Linked DNA regions of Mus musculus: region 2 is linked to region 1. A link is a loop called in an ENCODE intact Hi-C map of the cell type or tissue named here. Cell type or tissue: gastrocnemius. All regions are shown on one strand.

Region 1 (5,000 bases):
GATAGGAGCCGCACTACAGAGGAGGACTCCAGGAAGATAGAACTTCAGAAAACAGTATCCATGTGCTGTGCCCTTGTAAGCCTTGATATGCATGCAGGCACCCCAAGAATTAGAGCATTCAGGGTTCTCAAGTGACAAGATGTAGGTGGTGCATATATGGTCATCCCTTAATGTCTGCTGCGGGAGTGATTTTAGTACTCCAATGAAGACATCAGTAAAGGCTCAAGTCTCTTCTATTAAAGGATACAGCATTTGCTGCATCCCCACATCTCTTTCTGTATCCTTTACATAAACTCTAAATGACTTATACCATGTACCGCAGTGTAAGTGTGGAGCACATAGTTGCTATACTGATTGTTTAGGGAATAACAACAAGATAAAAGCCTGCATATGTTCAATACAGATGTCCTGCTTCCTCCTGATTATCCTCCATCTGTAGTTGGTGCAATTGGCAGAAGCCAAGCTGTGGGTGTGGAGAACCAACTGTATTTTCTCCCAACCTTTTCAAGGTCTGGCCTATCTCAAGCAGGCACTGAGGACCCAAGGGGAAGTGTTCTTTGTTCTTACTAGGTCTGGAACATTCTAGGGGGTCCCAGAGTGCCCTGTCCAAAGGATGGTCTGTGACAAGGCATCAATATTGTATCCAGGGCTAAGGACAGGGCACATATGCATTTTAGAAAGAGCAGATTCTTATGGGGGGGAGCAGTCAGGAAGGGGAAGTAAGTGTGGCTCACTGCACTGTTAAAGGGTCAACATCTGGTGGGCGACAGGAGATGTCAGGGCCAGGGGGTGTGGACATGGGCAGAGGATGTGTGGGGAGTGCCTCACGACTTAACAGGGAGGGTGTGCGATCTGGTCACGGTGCTGTGGCGAATCTATCTTGAAGATGGTCTTTTCTGTATAGTTTGTTCACCTGGTGAAATCTCCAGGGAGTGCCTGCTTCCTGATTCCAAGGAACAGGATCCACCACTAAATGTATATACAATTGGTCGCCTTCAGGCCAAGAGGCAACCTTGGGGCCCAAGCTAAGCCACCCAAGCTAAGCTAATAGAATCGAGGCTTAAAGGGCTGAAAAGCAGCTGATGTGCCTTAGAAGCACAAAGAAGTTTCTGTCTCTTTCCCCATGCCCTTTTCCCTCACCCTCCATACTTTCCACTTGGGACCCACAAGCTGTCTTTCCCCACATGACCTTAAAAGACTCCTCCCAAGGGTCTGGAGAGATGGATCAGTGCTCAAGAGTGCATACTGCTCTTGCAGAGGACCTGTAGCCCCAGCTCCAGCTCAGAGGACCTTCCCTACTCTCATGCACATAACCATGCCTACTGACCTCCACACATGCACACATTATTTAAACACCTTTTAAAGAGCTTAGCTTGAGGCAGAGATATCTAGGACAACTGAACATGTCTAGGCCCTTGGAGAGAGACCCAAGCTGGCTGTGGGCTCCCACAGGGCCATATCTAGATACACTGCTTGTTAGACAGGGTCGAGGCTGTCCCTGTGCTGTTCAATGAGCATTCATGATGATCACAAATGGGATGAATTAATGAATGAACAAAAATCAAATATACACACGCTGGAGAGTCACGCTGGGCCAGGGAGGGCCTAGAGGCTGCAGGAACATTCCTAGGAACTCATGGAAAAGCATCACCAGCAGGGACAAGCCCAAATGCTGATGGCAACAGCCAAATTCTTGGCTCTTTGAGAACAAGCCTCTGCATACGTCTCATTTAAAATTCAAAACTGCCTAGGACATAAGCACTGTCATTATCCTAATTCCCAGATAAGAAACTTCACCTCTTGCCATTAAAGTCGTTGACTCCAAATCCTGAGGTGGAGGTGGACGTCATACAAAGGTTAGGAGGAAGTTTGGCTGGAAGTAGGTCTACTTCTAGACAGAAGGCAAAGGAAGGGCGGGCTATGGAAATAACCACCAGGTGGCGCTGCTGCTACAAGAATGCAATGCCAAGATCCTGAGGGAGGTCGGCAGGCTAAGGAACACAGCTCCTCCAGGCTGGGCGGCAGATCTGACTTGCAGCCGGGCAATGGTAGCCCTCTAGACACCAGACAGATTCTGGGGTCTCACCCTAAACAAACCAATTAAGGCTTGTGCAGAGAGCTGTATTCCAACCGCTGCTCTCTTGACACTTGACTGTTTACTGTGGAATGCGCTGAATTATTTATGTTCTTCCCTCCTTCGGTCAAGGAGACAGAAAAAACGGGATCTGCTGTTTGGAGGCCAGTCTCCATGCCTGCCAACAGGAAGGCTCTGCAGGCTGGGCGCCACCACGTGGTGTCTGTGAGCACACACCCAATCCCAGGGCCACGGACAGGGAGCTGGAGGTGTGGGGTACAGGGTGCACTACTGTTCTTGGACACTTTCAGTCCCTTTCTGGGCTCCTCTGACCCAAAGTGTTTGGGTCCAACCTGAGTACCCAGCTTAGGGCTCAGGAACTTTGACCTGTGACTGTTTGGGCAGGACATCCAGTTTGCAATAGTTATTGTTAACACCCATCTGAGAATCTATAATCCCCTGGGAGATTTGAGCGTGCCTGTAAGGGATTGTATTGATTCTGTTAACTGAGGTGAGAAGACACACCCACCATGGTGGCGCCATTTGCTGACTGGAAGCCTGGGGAGGACAGAACTGAACAGAGCTAAGGATAGGTTGTTCTTTGGTTTGACGGATAATGTGACATGACCAGCTACCTCAAGCTCTTGCCACTGTGGCTTTTCCCTCCATAATGGACTGTAACCTGGAGCTATAAACGGATATAAACCCTTCCCTTAAGAAAGCAAGACACAGTCCATACCCACAAGTCTTTTTCCTTGTCTACTCTGGCAGTGACCATGTGGCCCACTCTAGTGCCAGTGGTTCAGGCTGCAAGGAGACCTGGCTTCAGCTGGTACCAAACCCATCCCAGAATGCCCTGGCCCTGGGAGACCTCAGGCTAGCCCACCAGGCAGGAATTAAGAAAGCACACACAGGGCTGAGATTCAGGCTGTGTAGAGCTCTCTTCTCAGCTTCAGTATTGCTGACCTTTGGGGCCAGTTAACTGTGTGTGTGTGTGTGTGTGTGTGTGTGTGTGTGTGTGTGTGTGTGTCCTGAGCATCTCCCAAATTATAACAGTGAAAGTGTCTCTAAACATCAACCCGAGTCCGTGAGTGTGGGCATAAAGTTGTAGAACCATCGGTTGGGAGCATTGGACATAGGGGGAATGGCACAGGGGAGCCAGGCTCAGCTCACCCAAGATCTGTGCTCTCTAGCCTGACAGAATGACAGCAACTGGCTCATCCTCTAGGGACAAAGTGGCTGTCATGTATGACTTTTGGTAGATCACTCACCCCGTGGAGCCACGTTTTCACTGTCATATGGAGATGGTGACAGTGACTATGGGTGCCCCCTTATCATCAGGGGATGCCTGTCAGTCCCATGACAGGATGCCTGAGACAGTGAGCTGAGCAAGGCTCTGAGGACACTATGACGCGTCCTCCCAGGCAACATCACCAAGACGGAGTGATTAAAACATACACGGCTTTGACGGTTATGTGACTGTACTCTCCTCCTTGGGGAGAAATACCGCTGGACCACAGGGCCTGGAATCCCCGAAGGAGGTATAAATAAAGTCATCTGACTCCCAGCGAAGGGAGCCTGAAAGCCAGGTGGGGGTGGGGGTGGGGGCTTCAGACAGTGAAGAGTCAGCAGTCCGTCTGATCTCCGTGACTGCAGTCATTCCTGTCAAGCACTGGGGTCCCTCAGACTTCCTCTTGCTCAGAAAACAAGATTCTGCCATGTTAAGTAAGTCATCCAAGGTCCCACACGTACCCCTGGGCTGGCATGAATGCCAGGACCAGGGCCCACCATCTCTGATGGCTTCAAAACAAGTTCTGCTCTATCTAGCCTGACTGCCTGCAGCCTCGGGGACTCCCCAAGGCTGGTGTCTTCTGTTCCCATCTGTGGCATGCAAGGTGATGTGGGTGGCTCAGAAGTCATGGTACAGGTGCCTTCTAGACCCGCCAGGGGAAAGCAGGCAAGAAGGTATACCCATCGAAGAAAACCAAGCTACTAGAACAGGATTCAGTGTTAAATAAGAACTCCTGACATGGTCTAAAAATTAGACTTTATATCTTGGAACCTAATTTCTAATACAATAGTATTAAGATGTGGAACCCTAGAAAGTTATCAGGTCAGTAGGACAAAGGTCCCTGAACTAGAGTGGCTCTCATATAGCTCTGAGACCTGTCCCATCCACCACTCATGAGCATGAAGCTACCTGTGAGGACTCCAGATCTCCTGACATTCAGACTTTGGACTTTCTGGCCTTCAGAACTATGAGCAATAAACTGTCATTTATTAAGTATCAACCTAAGGTAGACTCATTAGACCAGATCAAAAGGACAGAGGCGCCCTCCGGTGGTAGCGTCCAGCATTAGCACTGTCTCATCTATTCTAGACCTAATGGCTCTGGTGAGGAGGTGTGCCTAGGATGGCTGGCGACAGGTAATTATGCCAGGGGGTCTTTCCCAGACTAAAGTATAGACTGAGCTTGGCCCCTAGGGTCTTTGATTCAAGGCTATCTGAAAGAAGGCTCTCTCCCATCCATCCCAGGATCCTCTCTGCTCTTTCTACAGTGGGACACATGGCAAAACCACAACGGTGTTGGCCCAAGGCTTTAGCCTGCAGACTCCTTTCCTCCCAGCATGTCTCCGCCTTCTACTAATAGACCAGGAACGTCTGACCTTTCACCCAAATGCTGACAAATTTCAACAAGCAGAGCACACCCTGTCTCAAGCTAGCCTTCACAAGATACCTTATGTCCTCGGAATGTCCCCAAATCTCTCATCTCCATTTCCTTTGATTTCCATCATCCAAGGAAATATTTAAAATGAGAACACTCGAGTAGCTTTGGTTCCTTCTCAAAAAAAAAAAAAATCAATTGAAAAGCCAGTTGCTATGCAACCCACGAGTGCGGCTGATGCTCGGCTCCCTGGCTGGTGGC
Region 2 (5,000 bases), 320 kb after region 1:
CATCTGGGGAGTCAATATGAGAGTCAAGTTTTCACTAACTTCCCCTCTGTTAGGCAATGATTTCCAAGCCCTTATAGGAATCTGATTCACCTGCTCAAACACCTGCAGTGGATATCCTGTCTGTTGTTGTGCAAATCGACCTTGATCAAGCAGCATATCTCTATCCCATGCAAATTTAGCTTGATCAGTGAAAATAGGACATCCCAGCAAGGAGAATCTATCCTCTTTCCAGACCTCCGGACAGAAGGTCTGCCCATAGATGGCTGACGAGGAGGCATAGGGAGGAGGCGCAGAAGCTAATTCACCTCCTCCTCCGCCTCGACTCTGTTGTCCTGTCCTTTCTGTCCACCTGATAACACTGTGTCTCCTTTCTTTTTCCTTTTTCTTTTTAAGCCCTTTTCCTCTTCCGACATACTTTCTTGTTGCTCTGTAAGGATTTTCTGACCTGTCTTGACTGCCTCTACACACAAACAGTAACAGAGTCCATATATCAGAACAAACAAGACCAAAACTATCAGACCTACCCACAAAGGGTCAATGGGAGAAAAAAGCATAACTACACAGCGAGGATCTATTGATCACTACACTGAGGTTATCATAGTTCCTTAACTTGTCCCCAAACTGGGAACCTTAACTTGTCCCAAACCCGTGAACCTTATCTTTACTTTGTGCCTGCTTCCTGGCAACTTTATGCTTGCCTCTATTTTATCCGAGGTCCTTCCCAAACTCCTGGGTTACTTTGTGCCTACTTCCTGGCAACTTTATGCTCACCTCTATTTTATCGAGGTCCTTCCTAAACTCCTGGGGTCGCAAGTTTCACTCACCGTGAACTTACCCTGCCGGCAACCACTGACTGCTGAAAGTTCTGAACTCGGTGGGGGAGTCGGTTCCCCGTACGGGCCACCAATTGTCGCGCCCGCTCTCGACCAGCAAGAACACGCGACCACCAGTCCTTCTAACAGCAGTTTATTCAGTCCTCATCTCTCTTCTTTCTCTTCATCAGTACCGTTCCCCAGCTGAAGAGTTCTGAATCCACGCCGGATCCTTCTCAACAGTCTGTTTCACGGGAACACTTTATTAACCCCTTCTTCCCCGTTATGCAGTTCTGAATCCTCCCTGTAGCAGGGGGTCTTCTCTCTTGCCTGAAGATGTTTCTTTTCCCGGGTTTTCTCGTCCCAGGTCTTCTCGTCCCGTCCCGGGTTTCAGCACCAATTGTTATTAGACGCGTTCTCACGACCGGCCAGGAAAGACGCAACAAACCAGAATCTTCTGCGGCAAAGCTTTATTGCTTACATCTTCAGGAGCCAGAGTGCAAGAGAGCAAGCAAGGAAATGGCGAAACCCCATCCCTTTTTAAGGAGAATTATCCTCCACCTAGGACGTATTACTCCCTGATTGGCTGCAGCCCATCGGCCCAGTTGTCATCACGGGAAAGGCAGAACACATGGTGGGAAAACTGCCCCTGCATGTGTGCAGACTATGTTTACCACTTAGAACACAGCTGTCAGTGCCATCTTATAATGGCAAATGTGAGGGCGGCTCCTCACACCCATGTGGCATAGCAAGGCCTTTCCTCCATGCCCAGCATGGGGGAATAAAAGACGTGAAAGCAATGAATGGCCATTGATTAGTAAGACCAGGACTAAGCAGACTGGGCTGTCATTCATCCTGAGGTCTTCACCACGGCCACGCCGATGCCTGTGCCCCCTCTCAGACTTCATCTTCTCATCACAAGAAACTGAGACTTTGGCACTGTACATATTTCAAAAAAGAAAATATGTAGTTATGATTAATTTTTAATATTTATTAAGATAATCTTGAAATTATTGAGAGCAGATTTAAAGTGCTCTCACCACCAAAAAAAATGATGTAAAGCAATTACCTGCTAATGAACTTAACGACCCCATGATGAATACACATTCAAAACATCGTGTTAAACACAGTAAATATATGCAATTTTATTTATCATATATCAACGTAAAAAATACTTTAAGATTTTGGAAACTGCAGGTGCAAAGCTCCAGCTCTGGGGGAAGCTGACGCCCTCTTCTGGCTTCCCCAGGCAACTGCATCCATGTGCACATTCCCTCCTCAACACATACGCATAATTAAAAACTTTAAAATATTTTTAATTTTAATTTTTTATTTAATTTTTTATTTTATGTGTATGCATCTTAGTGTACATATGTTTATCACATACATGCAGGTACCTACAGATGCCACAAGGGGGTGTTGTATCCCCCAAAGCTGGACTTAAAAGAGGTTGTGAACTCTTCGGTGTGGGTGCTAGAAACTGAGCCAGGATCCTCTCAAGAACATTGTGTGCTCTTAACCACTGAGCCATCTCTTCAGCCCCTAGAATGTTTACATTTTCAAATGAAAATAATGAGTGCTTTGCATTGTAGCAATAGTATATGAAAATAACTACATATTATTAAAAATTAGTGGGAATCTGAGAGTGTTAGTGCACACCTTTGACTGTAGCACTCAAGAGGCTGAGATGGGTGGATCCCTATGAATTTGAGGCAAGCCTGATCTACATAACAAGTTCTAGGCCAGCCAGTATCAAAAAAAAAAAAAAAAAAAAAGAACAAAGAAAGTTTTTAATTAGTTTAAAGAGCAGCATGGTAACATTTACAGCTCTCTAAAAAGATTCCTGGCTTAGTAGATGACAGCTGGATTCTCACATCTGCGTCTATGGAATGCCACACATCTTGAAGTCTCTCTGGAAATTTCCACTGCATTCTCAGGGGAGAATGAGAAGTATGTGCTTTAGAAGTCAAATTAAATCTTAACGCTATTATGAAAATATTTGGGGCCATACTTTTAAAACTACTGTATACAGTCTAATTATTGCATAAAAGAAGGCAAAGACTGAATTATGGATAAGTAACACAGTGCCCCCTAGTGGTACTTTTAGTCATTACAATCTTCTTCTGATTATGGATCACAGTTGTGTTTGTGCCTTAGATATATCTATACATATTTTATGAGCAACACATAGTGTGTGAGTGTGTGAACATGTGGAGTGTGTGGACATAGGTTGTGTGTGCAAGGATATCTAGTGTACTGTAAGCAAGGCATTTGTGCATATGGCATGGTATAAATATATGTGCACGTAGCATGTGCATATGGTTTGCATGTTGTATTGTATGAGATATATGTGCATGCATATGATACAGTATCTTTCAGGAAATGTGTGTGCCTTGTGGGTGTACAGGTACATATGCTATGTGTCTGCCTTGTCTGGGTATATATGGAGTGTTCTATGTGACATGTCATATTGTATGTGGTACGTGCACATACCATGTGTTTTGCTGCAGCACATTTTGTCTATGTACGTGTTTTTGTGTATGTACTGTGTGTGATGTATGCTGGCATGTGTTGTATATATGTCTGTGGGGCATGTATAAATATGTGGTATGTGTTTAGGTATTGTAGGTGGAAGAGTTAACTTTTCATCTTCTTCTACATGTGTGGACTGAATCATTTCAGTCTTTCACAAAGTGTGCATTAAACCACCCGGAGACCAACAGGCAGGCTGAAGCCCTTGGAAGACGTACACTCCTCTCCAACATTCTTTATAGCATAGCCCTTGCCCCCATTTTCCAGCCATGGCTCTCTTTTACAGGTGAGGCAGCTAGAATAAGTACTAGATGTAAGATTCCAATTTGAATCTTCTGACCAGCAAGAAACTTAGTGATTCTGTACTAGTGTTGTAAATGATAATGATAATAACATGAAATGCTAGTGTAATTGACATACTAGTGCTGACTGTGACCTCAAATATAAATGTAACTTCATAGTATTAGTGTCGCCAGGTAAACATTAAAATGTTATTACACTTCTCTGAGGTTAAAAAGCAACAGCCCAAGCGTAGGTCAAGGGTGTCACTCAGTGGTAGGGTACCTGCCTAGCAAGCGCAACAACCTGAGCTACTCTCCAGCACAACACACAGCATGTGAGCGAGTAAGGAAGTTTCTGAATAAAAAACAATATGGGTGTGTCCCTGGGAGCAGGAGGTGGGGGTTTCTCCTCTCAGAATCCTTACCAACCCCTCTGTCTTCCCCCTGCTTCCCATGGAGAGTAATCCTGGCTGTGCCTACAGCCACACCCCCACCTGCCCAAGGTACTGTCCATCTCCAGCATCCTCCCTCCAGCTCCATCAGCTTTCCACATTACTGGCCTTCTCTAGCATATTAAGATGCTGCTGCCCGCCCTGACTGAAGAGAACAAACAGAACACCCAGTCTTACCTCCTCTGCCAGTTGTTTGGCTTTACTAATCTCTCATTCCTCCCCACGTCCCACCATCTCACTTAAGCCTACGCCAAATAGGCTTCTGTTTGCTTGGTTTTGCATGCGGCTCTGGGAAATTATTTTAATCAAGATCTCAGGTTGTCTCTGCCTGCTGGTCCTCAGTCAGCTCGCTTCCCTAGTTTCCTCTTCTTTGTGTATGGGGTAGGGCGGGGTCCGGGGTCTCAGCAGCCAGCACGGGCTGGCCTCCACATCTCAGTCCTCCAGCCTCAGCCTCCTAAACCCTGGGATTGCAGCTGGATTCCTGCCCATTTTGGTGACTCCCTCCCTGGGTTCTGTGATATCTCCCTCCACCCCTCCTTTAACACACCTCTATTCCCCTATCCACTTTGCTGGCTCTACTTCTCCATGGTCTCCTTTCCCTCTCTGTCCACCTACTTTCCCTTGTTCTCTTGGCTCATCTGTATATCCTCTCCTGCTTTGCCAGTGAGTGGAAAGGCATCTGTGACTAGTCCTGGCCTAGGAGCTGTGAACAGAAGAGGCAGGTCATTTCCCGGCACTGCCTGGCACACGACTCTCCAGCTGCCTTTTCTCTGGCTACAGCTATTTGAAAAGATCTTCACATCGAGACGTGTGACCAAAAACCAAAGCAGCTGGATGGCTGAGTCACGCTATGAGAGACAGATGGGCTGGGAAGAAGCCCAGACCTGCAGCAGGCTTCACAGGAGCAAGAAACGAAGTGCGGT

Evidence for each region. A loop is a pair of places that touch in the nucleus more often than their neighbours do. Peaks named below come from ENCODE experiments on the same cell type or tissue, not always from the same donor. Only the 100,000 strongest peaks of a DNase experiment are listed, where the experiment ranks them.
Region 2: it touches region 1 in a loop (8-fold over the local background); 27 of 42 quality-filtered maps call a loop at or near these places.

The regions. Positions count from the first base shown.
Region 1 is chr11:50,766,627-50,771,626 of GRCm38, reverse strand. All of the region lies in intron 5 of Adamts2 (a disintegrin-like and metallopeptidase (reprolysin type) with thrombospondin type 1 motif, 2), which reads right to left. Among named protein-coding and RNA genes, the nearest start is that of Zfp354c, 59 kb to the left of the region's middle. In gastrocnemius, CTCF peaks have their summits at 1,926 (motif pointing right) and 4,430 (motif pointing left); DNase peaks (open chromatin) are centred at 1,959, 2,276 and 4,421; H3K4me3 peaks cover 501 bases; H3K27ac peaks cover 490 bases.
Region 2 is chr11:50,441,733-50,446,732 of GRCm38, reverse strand. No RefSeq gene overlaps it. Among named protein-coding and RNA genes, the nearest start is that of Rufy1, 13 kb to the right of the region's middle. In gastrocnemius, CTCF peaks have their summits at 2,056 (motif pointing left) and 2,909 (motif pointing left); a DNase peak (open chromatin) is centred at 4,937; H3K27ac peaks cover 876 bases.